2 separate regions of the Mus musculus genome follow, and region 1 is linked to region 2. A link is a loop called in an ENCODE intact Hi-C map of the cell type or tissue named here. Cell type or tissue: heart. All regions are shown on one strand. Each heading gives the region's core, and the rest is flanking DNA. Links, peaks and the distances in the headings are about the cores only. Region 1 overlaps Gnptab (N-acetylglucosamine-1-phosphate transferase, alpha and beta subunits). Region 2 holds the start of Gm4925 (predicted gene 4925).

Region 1 (9,503 bases), core at 637-8,636, 280 kb before region 2:
ATTGCTTTGTTATTTTTCAAGACGGGGATTCTCTGTGTAGCTCTGGCTGTTTGGTAATTCACTCTAAAGACCAGGCTGGCCTTGAACTTAGAGATTCACCTGCCTCTGCTTCCTGAATGCTAGGACATGTGCCCACACTGCCTACCCACCCCCCTTTTGGGGGGGGTGAGCAACTCAATAAAAAGATGAAAACCTGCTTTAGTTTGCAGCTATACAAAAGCAGCAGGCCTCAGCCAGACTTGACCCCCGGGGCCATTGTTGGCCCACGGGAGAATCATTTTTGACGTGGGTAAGCAAACCCTGATATTGGTCATGCTGTGTTATGTCATTATGTGGTGGTTTTGAATTCTGGAAGATATCTTCAGTCATGATCTCAGTAGTATTCCTCCAAAATGGCACACATTTTCGTAATAAGAACTTGAAATGTAAATATTGTGTTTGTGCTGTAAATTTTGTGTATTTCAAAAACTGAAGTCTCATAAAAAAACACACTTATTGAAACTTTGAGTTTATTGTTAGTATTTTTATCTTAATTACATATGAGTATTTTGTCTGCATGCACCATACAGATGCCTGGTGTTTTTGGAGACCAGATGATAGCTTCAGATCCCATAGAACTGGAGTTACAAATGGTTGGGACCCATCACCTAGGCTCTGGGGACTGAACCCATATCCTCTGGAAGAAGAGCCAGTGCTCTTAACCACTGAGACATCTCTCCAGCCCTGTGCTTTGAGCTTTAAGTCTCTGAAGATTGGGGTTACTGTTGTCCAGACTGAACAGTCAATGGGATGGTTGTCTGTGTGGTGTGTGCTTGGCTCTCAGGCTCTGCACTGAACACTATTAAGTGTGAAGTAATGTAAAGAAAGGTTAAATATAACATGCTGGAGAATATTGCTTTATGAGAGTGGGGGTAGATTCTAAATGGAATTTGTCAAAAAAAAATGTAAGGACCATCTATATACTGTTTAAAAGCTGAGAATTTATTTTGGGAGCATTACATATAGATAATAGACATTTGGGTGTAATATGGGTTTCTGCAGTTGGACCTAGTGAAAAGTTTGGTAATAGAGTAGATAATTAAGTACAAACAAGCATTTGTGGAATCATTATCTAACAATTCAGCAAGTTGCTGGGACAGGGTTTGATCAGCAGTCAATGGCCAGAAATGTTAAAAGCTTGTAAAACCCTTCAGGGGCAATTCTATAAAAGGTCAGAATGTGTCTTAAGTCAACTTGTGATACTGAAATAAAACACAAGTTTGTAATCCCTTCGTTCAGGAGGCAGGTAAGAGATTAGCCATGAGTTCAAGGTCAGCCTGAGCTACATAGTGAGTTCCAGGTAACCTGTGCAACTAAGAGGCCTTATCTCAAAACCTCTATAAGAAATAATAACAAGTATGGGTCATTTATGAAGAATAGAATTGCATTTTCTGTTAATTCTATGGGTTGAGAAGTCTAAGGTCAAGGTGGAGGAAAGGTCCACTTGTCTGATGAGGGCTGCTGTTTCCAGTTGACAACTTGAATGCCATGCTCCACAGAAGTAAAATTATACCCTGTGCTGCCAGGGCAGAAGGTGGAAAGACAAGGGGACAGATTCTCTTCTCATCAAATGCACAATTGATCACATTACCAAGGTTCTGCCCTCTCAGCAATATGACATGGCTGATTAAATTCCACAGAGATCCACCTGCCTCCTGAGTGCAGGGATTAAAGGCGTGCACCACCACAACCAGTTTAAGTATTTCTATTGTGTGTGTCACGGAGAGGCATGTACACAACACAGCATACGTTCTGAAGTCAGAAAACCCCTTGGTAGGAGTCCGCTCTCTCCTGAGACGTGGATCTCAGGAAGCAAGCTTGGGCCTTCAGGCTTGGCTTGGCTTGGCAACACGTGCCTTTACCTGTGGAGCAAACTCACCGGCCCTGTCAGGAACCCAAAACTCTGCCTATCTCTCTTCTGCCCATCTATAGGCTATAGGCATCTTTATTCACCAATCAGGGATAGTTTTAGGGTGATCATGAAGTATGACTTGTGTACGTGCGCATATTTATTCTCTTTTTCCCTGGGGGCAACCAGGCCTTGGAAGCCAGTATTAGTATTACAATACATAACAAAAGTCCAAACCACAACACAGAGCAGATGGTGTAAGCCAATCTAACAAACTACCCTTTAATATATATTCATACCAGTGGTCTTCCTCTTGAGACCCCTGACTAATGTACCCTGCCAGGACTATGGCTCAGCTCTGTCCATCCCTGCCTCTCTTTCATGTCAGTTCTGCCCCCAGAATGAAGGCATGCTTCCTAACTCTCATATCCCTCAGAGGGGTCAAAAACATCAACTCTGGTTTCATACAGAAAGTTCTGATTGTGAATGAATACACTGATTGGCTTGCTCTAGGCTGTCCACTTCTGGCCTGAGAAATGGAACCTTTCACCCAAAAGGAGGCTTGCAAAGTCCACGAGGGCGCTGCCTGCCTATGAAGCCGCCTGGATAAGGAAGACCAAGTTCCTAGCTTGCCCAACTTGAAGGCAAGCTGCTATACTTGAAAGCGTTGCGAAATTCAAATCTGGTCATTAAATACAACCAACCTTTAAAATGCTTCATTATTGAAAGGATAAATATAAACAGCAAAGTAAAGACTCCAAATATGGCTAGTATATAGATTAGTTAATATGTAGCTCAATACTATAATACCTGCCCGTCCCACCCCTCATGCACAAGACCCTGGTTTAGATTCCCAGCACAGAAAAAAAAGATTAATTTTTAAATGTGGCTTTAAAATCCATAGTTGATCCTTCCTTCTCTTTCCCTCACCTGCCAACCTTTCTTCTAACCTTACACTGTGCCAGCAACATTGTATAGTTGTTTACCTACCATCTTAGTTAGGGTTTCCATGGCTGTAATAAAACAGTGTTGCCAAAAACAACTTGGGGGAAAGGGATTTCTGTATCACAGCCAGTGATTAAAGAAAGTCAGGACAGGAATCCACCCAGGGACCTGGAAGTAGGCATTGAATCAGAAGCCATGGAAGGATGCTACTTACTGGTTTGCTCTCCATGGCATGCTCAGGCTGCTTTCTTAGACAACTCTGGGACCAGCCTGCCTGGGAGGTTGGTACTGCCCGCCATGGGATGGGCTTGGCCACATCAATCATCAGTCAAGACAAGCCTTCCCAGGCTTGCCTGCAGGCTAATGTTTGGAGGCATTTTCTCAGTTGTAGTTCCTTCCTCTCAGATGTCTAGCTTCTGACAATCACTCACACACACACTTTCAAATCTCTTTATTTGATCCATTATTATTGTAGACGAGAGGGAAGCGTGTCACCTGTTGGACCCCAGAAAACATCCGTCGTCCTGGCCAATGCACCAAATGTTAGTAGGGTCCACTTAGAGTCAACACAACACAAGCACCAGGTCATTGCAGATGACAAAAACTGTATTGCAATCAAGCTGCTACTGACCCATCAGGGCCACACAATGGACTCAAGAGCTGAACTGCACCCCACACTCGAGCCCTGAACCAGAATGTTCCAGAGCTTTTAAGCTTGAAGACCACAAACATCCGTGCCAAGTTACAGTTACATCTTGTTCAGTCAAGGCTCTCCTTTGCCTTGTTTTTTTCTGGGTTCCGGGGATGGAATTCAGGTCACTGTGCTGCTACAGCAAGCACCCAACCTGCTGAGCCATCTCACTGACCTCTCTAAGATGTTTCCTAAGAGACTGCTATGTCACACGAATGTTCTTCAGATAGTACGTGCCGCTTAACACATCTTTGCCAGCCTGCCTCATCTCCACCCCATCCCTCCATCAGACCCCAATTCAGGATGGTCCTTGAACCACAGTTGAGGAAAGTTTGATATTTGAAGCAGTGTGCGCCTATAAAACAAGGTAGTAACATTGAGAAAAGAACTGAGGGAAGCAGGCCCGGGAATTTGCAACACAGTCTTTTGGATTTTGGAGGAGGAGGAGGAGCTAGCAAGAACACCGAGAAGGTACAGGTGGATGGGAGTGGGAGATAAGAGGTGTGTGGGAAAATATCAAGGACTGTATAAGACAGAAGATAGAAATGAAAGAGAAACGTACGGGTGGTTAATGGTGTTGGTTGTTGCTAAGTCAAGCAAGGATCCGAGATGATGAGTTATAAGCATTTTAAACTAAGCAAGATGTGGGGGGAAATCAGTGAAAGGGTCTAAACATAATCTGCCATATCTAAAGAAAATATCTGTAAACCACAGTAATGCCAGAATGTGAAGGCGGGTGGGGTATGTAAAAGTGCCAGCAAACATACCTGGGTCCAAAGACTTGCAATGAGACTGCTGTTCCTCTTATCACAAGGAATGGATTGCTCCACGGTTTAAAGCTTGCTGAGGTCATTTGATTTTCTATTTCTTTTTTTTTTTTTTGCCGGGGTTGGGGGGCAGTTGGTGAGGGTTAATGAGATTGATGAGAGACTCAGAAAGAGCTTTGAGACTTTAGTCCTCTTTAGGCTTCAGCTGGAACCTTGGCATGAATGAGCCAGAGACTGACTGAGGCATCTCAGCCAAGAGCTGGCATACTCCCAACCTTGTAAACAAAACCACTAGATTACCCACTCCCTGCAGCTCTGCCAGAGGCAGAGGAGATCAGCCCCAAATGGAGATCCACAGAATTCTGAACTGCAGCAGTACTTCTTTCAAGCTACTGAGTTTTAGAATGGTCTGTTACAGAGCAGTAGCTAAGTCACAGGAACTAAAAGAGACAGAAGGAAGAATGCTCGCTTTGTTTAATTAGAATCCTACATGAAATTTCTTTCTCTGTGAACTGGCCTAGATGCCCATCAGCCAATGACTAGATAAAGAAAATGTGGTTCATATACACACTGGAATTTTATTTGACTGCAATTAAAGAATGAAGCTGTGAGAGCTAGGCAGTGGTGGCACACACCTTTAATCCCAGCACTTCGGAGGCAGAGACAGGCAGATTTCTGAGTTCGAAGCCAGCCTGGTCTACAGAGTGAGTTCCAGGACAGCCAAAGCTACACAGAGAAACCCTGTCTCGAAAGAAAGAAAGAAAGAAAGAAAGAAAGAAAGAAAGAAAGAGAGAGAGAGAGAGAGAGAGAGGAAGGAAGGAAGGAAGGAAGGAAGGAAGGAAGGAAGGAAGGAAGGAAGGAAGGAAGGAAAGAAAGAAAGAAAGAAAGAAAGAAAGAAAGAAAGAAAGAAAGAAAGAAAGAAGGAAGGAAAGCTGTGATATTTGCAATAAGACGGAAGGAACTGGAGATCGTGAAATATGCCACATAAAGATAGTACATGATTTCTCCCATACACAGAGTCTAGATCTTAAGTGGGCATACACACAGGGCTGGAGCGATGATTCAGTGATTAAGAATGTGTACTTTTTTTTTGTAATGTTTCCCAGCAAGTTCCCAGCAAACACAGAATGGCTAACAACTGCCTGTAACTGTCATGGTTTATAAAAGCTAGGTAGATGTGGTGGCACAGCCGGTGTACTGGGGGCTGAAGCAAGAAGACTGCTGCAGGTCAGTGAGTTGTAGGCAAGCTGGGACTGAATCCGAGTGAGACGTGGATTCATAGAACAAAGAGCCCGTTCCCTCCACTGCTCTTTGGCATTGTGCTGGATGGTTTAATCAATGAGGTTTAGCACAGGAAAAAGAGACACGAGGACTAGAAAAGAATACAATTGCCTTTATTTATACTAATATCAGAATGTACATGAAGGACAGGCGAGGTGGCATAAAGGTTGTCTCCTGCCAAGTCAGAGGGTCTGATTTTGATACCTTGAACCCATATGAGGAAATGAGAAAGCCAACTCCTGCAAGTTGTCTTTTGATCTCCTTAGTGTTTCACACATAGGTACACACACACACAAACATACACACACAGTAAGAAAATATGCTTGGGACACTTTAGAACAAACTTAACCAAACATTGGAAGAGTTCTACGTGGTAGCAGGCTATAAAAGCAGCATGAAAAAGAGAACTCCCGAAAGCTGAAGCCCAGTAGGGGTGGCCCTTCGTCTCCCCAAAAGTAAGCTGACATGACCGCCTGGCTGTTCTACCACCAGCCAGTGGGAACCCAAACTGCACCAAGTCTCAGTGCACACATGGAGTGGTCTTCAAGATGCTCACATCCCTCACGTAGAAATCCTGACGTTGGCAACAATGAATGGGAGGGCTCCAGATGTTTGCTTTTACATGATGTTCAGCAGAGCTGTTCGGTCCAAGAACACAGAGGATGAAGTTTGACTTCACAGACCTTCATAGACTTTGATTACCTATAAGCCAGACAACTTAAAAGTAACTATGGGTTAGAATAAAACTTGAAAAAAGGGGGTGGGTGGGTATGGGGGACTTTTGGTATAGCATTGGAAATGTAAATGAGCTAAATAACTAATAAAAAATGGGAAAAAAAAACTTGAAAAAAAAAGAAAAAAAAAACCTTGAATACCAGTCATAAAGCCACCCAAAAGACTTACAAACAAGGTACTTTCAACGCCTGCCTGGACTTAGAGCAGCACATAATACTTTTCTAAAAAGGGGGCTTAAAAGAAAAATTTAATATATGCATTACAGAAAACAACACAAGAAGCCAAAACCAGTACCATCCAGTCACAAGCAGCTCAATTGACGAGTCTGTCTAGATCCTGTGTTTCTATGCACAGTTAGGTGATTGAGCCCATATAGAATGTGTCAAGCCTGCCTACACATTGAAAAGTGCACCAGCTAAAAACCCCATGCGACTTGAATATTCTGATAACCAAGAATATACCATGCCATCTCAGTCTGTCAGACAAAATTGTACTCCTGTCTTCCTTGTTGGATAATTTTATATCAACTTGAGTCATCAGAGAAAAGGGGACCCCACTTGAGAAAACGCTTCCATAAGAGATACTTAGAAATAAACAAACTACCAACAACAACAACAACAAAAAAAAAAAACTGTGAGGAACAACAATGAAAAAGCATATTGGGTTTGTCAACTTCTCAGCCACTTCCATCACTTTTAGCAGGCAAAGATGGGGTCAGAATCCCTAACCTCTGCATCTATATCTTCAGTGAAATAGCTGCTGGTGTAGTCATTCGGGTCCGTGACACTCCAAGCTTCTGTAGTAGCCACTGCTGCAGCTTTCCTCAGTCTCTCCTCCATGGCCAGACTAAGGAGACATGCGTGGATGGCTGTTGAGATTGTGTCACGTCCCCTTTCCCTCACACGTGTGGATGTAGCTCCTTATAAATTAATATTACATGTGTGTGTGTGTGTGTGTGTGTGTGTGTGTGTGTGTGTGTGTGTGGCCAACCTAGGGCTCACACCAGATTTGTATTTCAGAGATCTTTACTTGTTTATTTCTTGTGTCTGGGCTTGTGTAGGTACTGGGCCACACTTGCTGAAAAAAAAATCAAATCAAAACAACAAAACCAGCCAACAAGCCAAACAAACAAGTGTGTCTGTCTGTCTGTCTGTCTATCAGCGCTACACAGAGAAACACCATCTCAAATAAACCAAAACTAACTAAGCCTGCCTGGCATACAGAAGGAGTTCTAGGATGATTAGTTATATTTATCTTTTATTATGCATTTTAATTAATTTTTTAAATTAGTGATTGATGTGGGAGGGCCCAGCCCACTGTAGGTGATGCTATCTCTAGGCAAGTGGTCCTGGGTCCTATAAAAAATCAAGCTAAGCAGGGTGCATGTCTTTAATCCCAGCATTCAGGAGGCAGAGGCAGGTGGAGCTCTGAGTTGGAGGCCAGTGTGGTTTACAGAGCCAGTTTCAGGACAGCCAGGCTACCCTAAGCAGGCTGAAAAGCCACAGGGAACAAGCCAGTAAGCAGCATCCATCCATGCACATCAGCTGCTGCCTCCAGGTTCCCTCCCTGTCTAAGTCCCTGAATTGATTTCTTCTTCAAGGAATATAGATGTGAAAGTATAAGCCAAATAAACCCTTTCCTCCCCAACTTGCATTTCATCATGGTGTTTCATCATAGCAATAGTAGCCCAAACTAAGAGAGAAAACAAAAAACAAACAAACAAACAAACAAAGGCAGCAGGCCTCTTAGAAATACTAGCGGGAAGCCAGGCATGGTGGTACACACCTTTAATCCCAGCACTCGGGAGGCAGAGGCAGGTGGATTTCTGAGTTTGAAGCCAGCCTGGTCTACACAGTGAGTTCCAGGACAGCCAGGGCTACACAGAGAAACCCTGTCTCGAAAAAAAAAAAAAAAAAAGAAAGAAAGAAAGAAAGAAAGAAAGAAAGAAAGAAAGAAATACTAGCGGAGTCAGGTAGTGTCAGGTGTTGGCTCTTTCACATGGGAGAAGTCTCAGATTGGAGCAGTTCTATCTGATCTCTTTATTTGAGGTTAGCAGGTCTCTCAGTCTCTGCTCCATCTTTGTCCCTGAACATCTTGTGGGCAAGATAAATTTTGAGTTGAAGGTTTTGTGGGTGGCTTGATGTCTCCCTCCCTCCCTCCCTCCCTCCCTCCCTCCCTCCCTCCCTCCTTCCCTCCCTCCCTCCCTCCCTCCCTCTCTCCTCTGGAAGTCCTGTCTGGCTACAGGAGATGATCGCTTCAGTCTCTCTATCCTCTTCTGGTAGGAATTTCAGCTAGGGTCATCCCCATAGACTCCCTGTATCCTCTCCCATCCCAGGCCTCCAGCTAGTCCCAGAAATGCCCGACACACACTGATTTCCATTCGCACTCCTAGCCCTCCTAGACCCACAGAGTCAACTAACCTGGGCCCACCAGGTCTCACACTGGGCCATGCAGGGAGCATGCAGGGGCTGGACCTGTCCTCCCCCCTACATATTTGCAGCAGATGAGCAGCTTAGCCTTCGTGTGGGCCCCTTAACAAGTGGAGCATGGGCTGTCTTGGTCTCTGTTCCTTGCCATTGGATCCCCTTCTCCTAACTGGACTATCTGCTTGGTCCTCAGTGGGAGAGGATGTGTCTAGTCCTGTCAGGACTAGATGTCCCAGGGTGGGATAGTACCCAAGAGGAGAAGAGGAGGGGCTAATGGAAGGAGGGGCTTGCAAGGGTGGGACTGGGAGGAGAGGAGGGAGGAGGCTGTGACCGGGATGTAAAGAAAACAAGAAATATAATTTATTGGAGATAGAAAAAGGAACCACTGATTAAAATGAAAACAAACAAGCAATAAATAAATAAATAAGTAGGGCCTAGCACCCATGGCAGAGGTTCCCAGGAGAACCTCAGATTCAACACACTGGTGGTCTGGCCTTCTAAGCCTCCCTCTGCCCCCCCACTGCCAGTGTATGGACATGTCTTGACTCTCAATGTCCAGAGGTCACATAACAACTCTATGCTCAAAAGGAACCTTTTGTGTCAAATCTAATTCATTCATTCATTCATTTTTTTTTTTTTTTTTTTGGCCATACACTGTCACAGCATGGTCAATTCAGGAAGGGTCTGGTTATTCCTCTCCAAGCGATGTGTCATATGAATTTTAACAAAGACTTAGTTACATAGAGTGCTACTTTACTACTGTTTATAAA
Region 2 (9,503 bases), core at 524-8,523:
TGCTGGGATTGCACACACCAGTGTGCCTGGCCTGGCCTCATTTCTAAAGCAGTTTAGTGCACAGCAATAACTAACAGACATGGAAATCAGTAGCAGACATGGGTACATGAAATTTTAAAGCATGTGACTTTGGGTTTTGAGCATAGTGGATGGGAACTGGAAAAACAAGAGGTTGTTAGAGGTGGAGGACCAACAAGCTGTTAAGGAAGGGCCACCAGGCTGGGGACAAATGTGTCACTGGAGGCTAGAAAGAGTGAATGGTGACAGAAAACTATGTAAGGGTCACACAAAAAAAATCACCTTGTAGCAACAGGAAATTTATGTCACATAGCTAATGAATTTCCAGAGTGGGCTCAGAGATTCTAGGTGGCATATTGAAAGTATCATTTGGCTTCTGGGCACTGAGTACAGGAAGGGATAATGGGAGAGAATGGTTGTGTCTATATGCAAACAGCTGGCCAAGGACCGGAAGGATCAGAAAATGAGACTTCCTTTATATCAAGTTTCTCCATGTAGCAAAATAAGAGAAAGTTCGTGGTGTGCTGGTGAGTTCTTTGGTTAAGGCCTCAGAAAGCAGTTGTATGCTGTTACAAGCTGTAATCCCAGCAATAGGGAAACTGGAGCAGAAATATTTCAGCATGCTCAAGGTTATCTCAGGCTAACAGAGTTCTTGTCTGGGAAGAAAACCTCCCAAAAGTGAAAAAGACAACAAACGACAACAACAAAAACCAAGGAGGGCTGAATTGAGGTGTGGACTGAACTTCAAACCTTTGGAAAGTTGCAAAGCTTTCAAGAGTAATATCGGTGCAGAGACAGCCAGAATCCCTGGGTGTTCCCTCCTCAGCCCGGGCGTTGCCGCGTGTGATAGAAGAGTTGACACAGGCTCTCAGCAGCTCAGGACTGGGGCTTCAGGAGCTGCACAGCAAATTGGAAGGTTGAAACATTCCCAGGTATTAAGAGAAAGGAATCCAGGACCGCCTCCAGGTCCTTTCTTTAGACTAAAGAGTCAAAGACTGTTTGACAGGAAGTCGGCTTCGAAGGAAAGAAAAGTCACAATATGGCGGGCGCCATGGCACACACCTTTAATCCCAGCACTAGGGAGGCAGAGCCAGGCGCCGAGGCTAATCTCGTCTACGGGTTAATTCCAGGACCACCATGGGAACACAGAGAAACTCTGTCCCGAAAAACAAACACACACACACACAAACAAAAAATTTCCAATACAGCTAGATGCTGTTTCCCAACCTCTCTCTCAGAGCGATGTGAAAACGAGCTGGAAAAGACGCCAATCCCCGTGCTGATGAACCGGTGGATCTGTGTTGGACTTAAGAGCTAACCCTGTCCTACCCTTTGGAGAGGCTACACGGGAACCAGGAGTAAGGCTGTGAAGACAATGATCCCATTGCACTCTGTGAGGATGCTGTTGACCCCTACCTCCTGTGTACCAGTAAGCTCTAGCGTTCCTGCCTCTTCCTGTGAAAATTTCCTGACCTGTGGCATCCTGTTCCCTCTGGGAGGCTGCAGTATGTCCCATTACCAATGGTCTTCACTGAAAATTTGCTGGTTCCTGGGTCAGGCCAGGCTCAGGAACATGAGACCACCATGGACAGATCCTGCTACTGCCCCAGGAGACCTCCGCCCCTGGCAGCCATGGTCAACTTCAAGATCCTTAGTGGAAGAAGAGAAACTTAATTGCTTTCTAGCCGAGGGGCCACAGAATCTCATAACGCTGTAATTGCTGCCTTCTTCCTTTACCTCAAAATGAAATGTGAGTTTAAATGGGGGGGGGTATTGGTGAAAATACATCTAATTTTAAATCTTAGTGAGTTATTATTGGATTATAGCATCGGACAAAGATGAAATTGGCTGGGTTTGGTGGCTTGTGTTTGTAATCCAAGCATTTGGGACAGCTGAGGTAGGAGAAGCTCTGCGTTAGAGGTCAGCCTGGGATACAGAGTGGGATTCTGGTTAAACAGGTTACTCTGAAGTTGGAGCCACTGTGCCTGCACAGATCTCTAAACCTAGCAATTAGAAAGTTGATGCGGGAGGATCACAAGTTCAGTGGCAGCCTGGATGGCAAGACTCTCCCAGAAAACAGGTAAAATAGAAAGTTATTCCTTGCTTCTACTAAACTGACCAAGTGACTGGTGTCTAACAGCAATTAGCTTAAAGCACCACCTCCACCTAGTGGCTGCTCTTGACTAGGGACACTCTTTGATAGTTTGATCTCCAGTATGACATTAAGACAGTGATTCATCAGCCAGGTCTACAAAGTGAGTTCTAGGACAGCCAGGACTATACAGAGAAACCCTGTCTCGAAACAAAACAAAACAAACAAACAAAAAAAGACAGTGATTCATTTATGACTGTTGTAACAAACTCACTAATATTATAGAACATTTAAGAATTAAAGTAATAGCCGGGCGTGGTGGCGCACACCTTTAATCCCAGCACTCGGGAGGCAGAGGCAGGTGGATTTCTGAGTTCGAGGCCAGCCTGGTCTATAGAGTGAGTTCCAGGACAGCGACGACTATACAGAGAACCCTGTATCGAAAACAAAACAAAACAAAACAACAACAAAAAAAGAATTAAAGTAATGATCATTGCATTAGTCCACAAGTCTTATTTTATAATTTAACATATAGCTGGGCATTGTGGTCCACACACGAGACCAGCTACATAGTGAGTGCTAGGATAGCTAGGGCTACATAGTTGAGATTCTGTCTCAAACACCCAAACAGACAATAACAACAAAAACAAATGTCTTACTGCTCTTCTGTAATAAAAATTCATGTATCTTACATTTTAGTGAATGTAAGAAAATAAGCATAAGACAAGCACATAGTGAATGAGATTTATTTTGTTTTTGTTAAGAATTTGTCCTAAAAGTTAGAGCAATGGGAAGTGGGGTATGTTGCAACTTTAAGGATGACATTTGAGTGAACACATCAAACAAGTCAATAAATGTGGTTGTCTCAAGAATTAGAATGCAAAGCTCCCAATACAAGCATCGTTAGCATGACTTTATAGTTCTATTTCCTCAACGATTACACTTTAAAATATATTTAATTTTATGCATAGGTGTTTGCCTGACTGTATGTGTGTATGCTTGATACACATAGGAGCCCATGGAGATCAGAACAATGGAATCCGCAGCGTGATGGCTATTTGTTGTTGTTGTTGTTGTTGCTTTTGTTTTTGAGACAGGGTTTCTTGTATAGCCCTGGCTGTCCTGGAACTCACTCTGTAGACTAGGCTGGCCTTGAACTAAGAAATCCACCTGCCTCTGCCTCCCAAATACTGAGATTAAAGGTGTACACCACCACTGGCTGGCTGTGATGGCTATTCTTGATTGTCACCTTGACTGAATCTGGAAATAACTATAATCCAGAAATGGAGGGCAGACTTGAGATTATTTGTGCTTGGGTAAATTCACTTCTAGTCTGGATCTTTGAGATAGGAAGACAGAGTTTTGTTTGTTTGTTTGGTTTGGTTTTTCGAGACAGGGTTTCTCTGTGTAGCCCTGGCTGTCCTGGAACTCACTTTGTAGACCAGGCTGGCCTCGAACTCAGAAATCCACCTGCCTCTGCCTCCCAAGTGCTGGGATTAAAGGCATGTGCCACAACGACCGGCTGTTTTTGTTTTTGTTTTGTTTTTATTTGGATGTTGAGGCGGGAAGACACACCTTTAATCTAATTAATCTAATCTAATCTAATCTAATCTAATCACCTTAAATCTAATATAGTCTGGGCCACACCTTCTGCTGAAAGCCTACAAAAGGGCATGGAAGAAGGGAGGTTTTGCCCTTTGCCTGCTTACCTTCACCTTGCCAGCATATCCATTCTTTCACTGACTTGGAGCCTGCTTCTTTGGGATTCCAGCATCTCCTGAATATCAGCTGAGATATCCAGCCTGTGGACTGAGTCTCTAGAAAACCCTAATATAACCTGGAACTGGAGTTACACTTGGCAGTCACCTGCTGGTGCTGGGAGGAACTGCAGAGATTACTCCTTATTGTGGAAGCTTTGAGAAATAAGAGTTTCAAAATCTGCCTACAGGGACTTATTTTCACAGGAGTCTTATAGTGGTGTATTTTTCTCTTTCTTTTCCGTTCCCCACTCCACACCCACTCTCTTTCTGAGACAGTGTCTCTCTATGTAGCCCTGGCTTATCATGGAACTCACCAGGTAGACCTGGCTGGCCTCGAAGTCAGAGATCCATCTGCTTTTGCCTCTCAAATGCTGGGATTAAAGGTGTGTGCTGGGGCTGGAAGAGATGGCTCAGAGGTTGAGAGCACCGACTGCTTTTCCCGAGGTCCTGAGTTCAATTCCCAGCAAACACACGGTGTCTCTCAAAGATTTATAATGAGATCTAGAGCCCTCTTCTGACCTACAGCTATATATGCAGAACACTGTGTATATAATAAATCTTAAAAAAAAAAAAGATGTTTGCTGCCTGGCCTTTACAAATGTGGCATATTTTTCCTTTTGGTCCTCTTTTAAAGATAATCCATTTTTCTCAGGTATTTTATGCAGTTGTACTCCAAGGTAAATCTCTAAGAGCCTAAGTTTTAAGTACCAAAGACCTATCAATGTAGCAACTTGTGTTAGAGAGCTGGGAGAGGGAATGAGACGGTCAGCGAAGTTGTAAGCATGCTTTATGTGTAAAGCATACAAAGACAAGGCAGTCTTTACAACGAACCTTAAAAAGGCTCAGGCGTTGTCATTAACTGGTATCTCATCATGTGCTCCTTAAACTGAGAAGCTGAAGACAGGGCTGGCTGCCCTATTTCAGGCTCAAGTGTCCTACAACTCCCCTGTGCTGAGTCAGGTTGGTCCCTGGCTCTGTGACCTGGAGAGAAAAGCAGAAAGGAACACAGAGGAAAATCATCCTTGTGCCCTCGAGAACAGCTGGAAGGTGAAGCACCCCCACAGGCATTTCTGGTATTTGCCCCACGACAGAAAAATGCCCAGAGTGGAGACAGCCAGAATTTAGCCGCGGGAGGCTCATCAGTGAACAAATGCTGCGCTCCTGGATTCTTCAATCTTGCATTGCTTTCTGGGTTCTTTCCCCAGTTGGTTTCTGCCGGATGACTAAGTCTGACTCAACGATTCTGTCTGCTGTTATTTCTTTTACACTGAAGCCTCAACCTCAGGATACACTGATCAGGAACTCTAGTTTGTTTCCTCGGTGAGGATTCTTGATGACATCTGCTGGGTATTTAAAGGTTCTGGATTTGATACTACCTTCTGTCTGCTCTGTCAGTTGGGCTACCCCAGTTGTCTGCCGGATGTTATGAACACCCTAATTGATGTTGTTTTTATTATTTGTTGCTTCTGTCTCCTATCGGCTATTTAATGTCTTACTTTTGCTTATTGCATACTTAATAAACTCAATATTGGCTCAGTCTAGAGAGAGATCATTCTCCAGACCTTACAGGTGTTTAGGTAGAAATTCACTTTCTCAAATGACTTTTCCTTGCAAGGAATGTTTCCGTGAATTCAGGGCTTTGGGTGAAGATGAAAGTGCTGAAATAATTCAACATCTGTGTAGTAAATTTAAGTAAAAAACAAAACAGAGACTCTTGGTATGAATGTAAGCTATTATAGCCATTATGGAAAACCAAATGGAGGTTCCTTAAAAAGCAAAATAAACACTGTAGCATCTACTTTGTGGTATTCATCTTAAGATAATGAAATCAGCATGTCAGAATGCAATGTGCACCTATGTTTAACGCAGTATGAATCATGACTGTCGATACAAAGCATCAGTGGGGGCTAAAGAGGTGGCCCATCAGCTAATAATGACTATTCTTGCAGAAGACCCTGACTTAGATTGCAGCACCCACAAACACGGGGTTCACAATTGTCTATAACTCCAGCTCTGGACAGCTCCAGATGTTGCTGGCTTCTGAGAGCATCGGTCCTCATGTGTACATACTTACATGCATGCCATGGGCACACAGACACTCAAGAACTATAAAAAATAAATCTACATAAGAAGGTATAAAATCAACCTGAATAAGCTTATTAATGTGGAAAATATGATGCGAATGTACAAATGCACATGCTTAACAATAACTAGCCAGCCTTAAAAAGGAAATAATCTCACGTATAAAATGAATGTAGAAGTCATCCTGCTAAATGAAATAAGCTTAGTACAAAAATCACACATTTCCACCTACGAGGGCGTTGGAAGGTTTAATTCATAAGTAGAGTCTATGGAGACAACTCCGAAGCCGAGAGCGCAATGGTGACTGTCAGGGGATGGAGCAGGGATGCAGATACATCAGTAAGATGGTACAGATTCTTTTCCAACAGGATGAACAAGTCCCTTAGATGTATAGTCACAGCATGATGACCATATTTAATAACAATACACTGCCTATTTGATAATTGCCAAATAGATCTTCAGTGTACTCAACCTACAGGAAAAGGGAATATGAGGGTTTGCCTATTTTCACGGTAATCATTTCTCTCTCATGCATATGTATGTATGTGTGTGTGTATATATATCTATATATACCTATATATCTATCTCACACTGTGCAACATACATATAATATTTTGTCAATTAAACCCTAGTAATGCAGGCCGGGAGGTGGTGTTGCACGCCTTCAATCCCAGCACTCGGGAGGCAGAGGCAGGTGGATTTCTGAGTTCGAGGCCAGCCTGGTCTACAAAGTGAGTTGTAGGGCAGCCAGGGCTACACAGAGAAACCCTGTCTCGAGAAAAAAAAAAAAAAAAGCCCCAATAATGCTAGACTAAATCTTAGGCAGTTTGTAAATTTCCAAAAAGATGACCATTTTCATTATAAACCAGAACATAATAATGCAATGTTTCCATGTGGAAGAAAACTTCCTAAAAAAGGGCTATTATTATTTCCGGCGAAAACTCAAGAGCTTGAGATAATTGTACTTTTCTGTTTTGAGAAACTTAACAGAAAATAAGCCAATTTTTTTGTTCATTTTCTGCATTTGAAGTACTCTTCAATGACATCTTTCGCCTGAGATTCTTGGCCAAAGTCCTTAACCACCACACAGCTGCAACCTATCACTTTCCGAGGTTTCCCCTTTCGATCAATTTTGCAGAGGCCTACCCATTCCCCCAGCTTCTTGTTGTCATCAACCTTAATTAGGTTGATCTGGTGCTCAGCACAGAGGGTTTCCACCAACTTGATGTACATAGGTTTATCACAATTGGATGCAAGCACACAGAGATGGGCTTGGCGCTTGCCTAAGGCTTTGGCAGCTTCGTGAATTCCTCGCGCTAGGCCATCGTGGACCAGGGCGGTCTTCAGCACCTCTTGCAAAGCCGTATTGACGTCCATGACAACTCCAGCAGCAGTGCCTTCCTTAGCCATGGCGTGGGTTACAGGTGGATCCGACCTGGAGCGCGCCTCGAGCCTCTGAGAGGCTGCGCAGAAGCAAGACGCGTTTCTAAGAATTTTAAGAAACACCAAACCCTTTCACTATCGAAAACTACCTAACTTCCAACTCAAGTTGCAGGAGGCAAGAAGTTCCCAGTTCTGCGGAGGCGGAAGGGTGGTCGGTCAGGTGGCCACCCAGAGATCAAAAATTAGACACCTCGGGTACGAGGGTGCCCCGTGTTGGTGGTATGCAGTGACTGCGGGTGAGCTTTCTCGTTATTATTACGTAACCCTGGCTCCTCCTGCGGGAATGCATTTAGAGGAAAGTGGACCGCCTCCGCAGATGTGCAACCACCGGGACGCTGCAACCAGCGCCAGCATTCTGTGCCTTCGCTTTATCGAGCTTTTATTTTCCGTTGGCCGATTCGCCACTTTATGATATCAGAATTTAACACGAAAAAGTCTCATTTTAATATTTGAGAAGGCCTTATTGTCCAGAAAAGTGGAATCAGGAAACACTTTTGTCTTAAATTTTTTTTTGTTATAGTTGTGGCGTTCATTTCTGCTACGCTCAGAGCGCCTGGGAGTTGCATCGAAAGCGCCGACGCGGACGCCCAGACCTCCGTGTCCAGCGCGCAGTCGCAGTGGCCTTTCGCCCCGGCTCCCGCCCCCGCTGGGTGGACGACGTGGAAGTTGCTGGCCGACCAGGCTTGGAGGAGTCCGCTTCGGAACCGGAGTCCGGGAGTAGCGGAGGTGGCGGCGCCCAGGCTCAACTAGGAGTCGCTGCCGAGTCCCGGCCTGTCTCTGAGGATCGGCGAGGGCGCGGCGGCGGTTCATCATGGGTGAGGAGCGTGGGAAGGGCGTCAGGCGACCGAGGGGACCGGCCGGGCCGCGGGGCAGCTCTTCGCTACCTTGGCTCTTCACCTGCAGGGAGATTCCGCCTCCCGGCTCGGTCCTTTGCACCCGCGGGGTCCGGACTGATCCCAGCCCGGCCTTTTCCCCTCATCCTGCATCCCCCATCTCGGTTGGGTAGGCGGAACGGGGCGTCGGGTGCCTGGCAGCCAGGCAGCTGAAGGTTCACCGAGGTGTCTGATCCTTCGTGGAAGCTTGGTGGCATCGGGGTGGGTGTTGGGACTGCGTCACTTCTGAGAAACCCGAGGACCGGTGTTGTTTGTTGATCCTTGCGCTGCTCCTGTCTGCTCGCCCGCTGTAGTTAGCTGTCCGTAGATATGGTGGATGGAGTTAGGTGGATTGTGAAGTCCGGTGGGACAGGGAGTGAGATGTTCATGTCGCTTCGCTGATTCGCACTTCTCCAGGTGAGGGAACTACGGTAGACGTCCGAGCGCACCCGACGGTGGTGATGCTCCGGTACAGGTGGAGCTTCTAGGAGTTGCAAAATCTTCGGTTTCTGTCAGTATTTACTCAGTTTTCTCAGAAGTGTGTGGATCCGGTGCATTATAGTTCCGTTCGGTTCTCTGTAACCTTTCGGCGTTGTTTTTCCAAATCTAGACGTCTAAACGGGCAAAAGGACTTTGTCAGGTCACACCCATTCTTTCTGTATACAGCTTGCTCCGTGTTCGCTTTTCTAGAGTGGGCAGCTTTAATTCTGCCATTCCCCTCAAATAGCAAAGTGTAATATCTCTTCCTTTCTTCCTCCTCTCCTCTCCTCTCCTCTCCTTTCCGTGTGCGTGTGCGTTTGTATGCCTACAAGGGAGCGCTGTTGGAAGTCAACCCTTAGTATGCTAGGCAACGCCCTTCTGCTGAGCTGTATAGCCCCAGCCCTTTTAAAACTTTGAGATAGGATCTCACTAAGTTGTCAAGTCTTGAACGCAACTCACTCTGCAGCCAAAGGTGGCCTCAGACTCACTGCTATTGGTTTAGCCTCCTATTGGACCACTAGCCAAAAGGCCTTGCCTTTTATTTTTAAAATTGTGTGTGTATCCGTGTATATTATATGTTGAGCATATTCTTCATATCCCCCACGTTTCCGTTTTCTCACTTTCTATTGTGAATCTTTTTTTTTTTTTCCTCCCTTTAGTGACTTTTGAAGGCAAAGTATTTGTGCCACAAATGCTTTTACATCTCAGGGTGCCTTGGGTACATAAAGGTTCCTGGGAATATTTTATAAAGTAGTG

The links. Peaks named below come from ENCODE experiments on the same cell type or tissue, not always from the same donor. Only the 100,000 strongest peaks of a DNase experiment are listed, where the experiment ranks them.
Region 1: a loop joins it to region 2, with 2.4 times the contacts of the local background. A loop is called at or near these places in 4 of 42 quality-filtered maps.

Annotation. Positions count from the first base shown.
Region 1 is chr10:88,446,824-88,456,326 of GRCm38, forward strand. It overlaps Gnptab (N-acetylglucosamine-1-phosphate transferase, alpha and beta subunits), which reads left to right. Exons shown (of 21, transcript NM_001004164.3): 21 at 1-501. Among named protein-coding and RNA genes, the nearest start is that of Sycp3, 8.0 kb to the right of the region's middle. In heart, for the core only: no CTCF peak of the experiment used is centred there; a DNase peak (open chromatin) is centred at 4,558.
Region 2 is chr10:88,723,355-88,732,857 of GRCm38, forward strand. Gm4925 (predicted gene 4925) reads right to left here and starts at 7,747. Exons shown (of 1, transcript NM_001037166.2): 1 at 6,187-7,747. The coding sequence starts at 7,362. The coding sequence ends at 6,964. Arl1 (ADP-ribosylation factor-like 1) reads left to right here and starts at 8,060. Exons shown (of 6, transcript NM_025859.3): 1 at 8,060-8,210. The coding sequence starts at 8,207. In heart, for the core only: CTCF peaks have their summits at 2,193 (motif pointing left), 3,988 and 7,597; DNase peaks (open chromatin) are centred at 7,657 and 8,047; H3K4me3 peaks cover 1,616 bases; H3K27ac peaks cover 1,387 bases; H3K27me3 peaks cover 894 bases.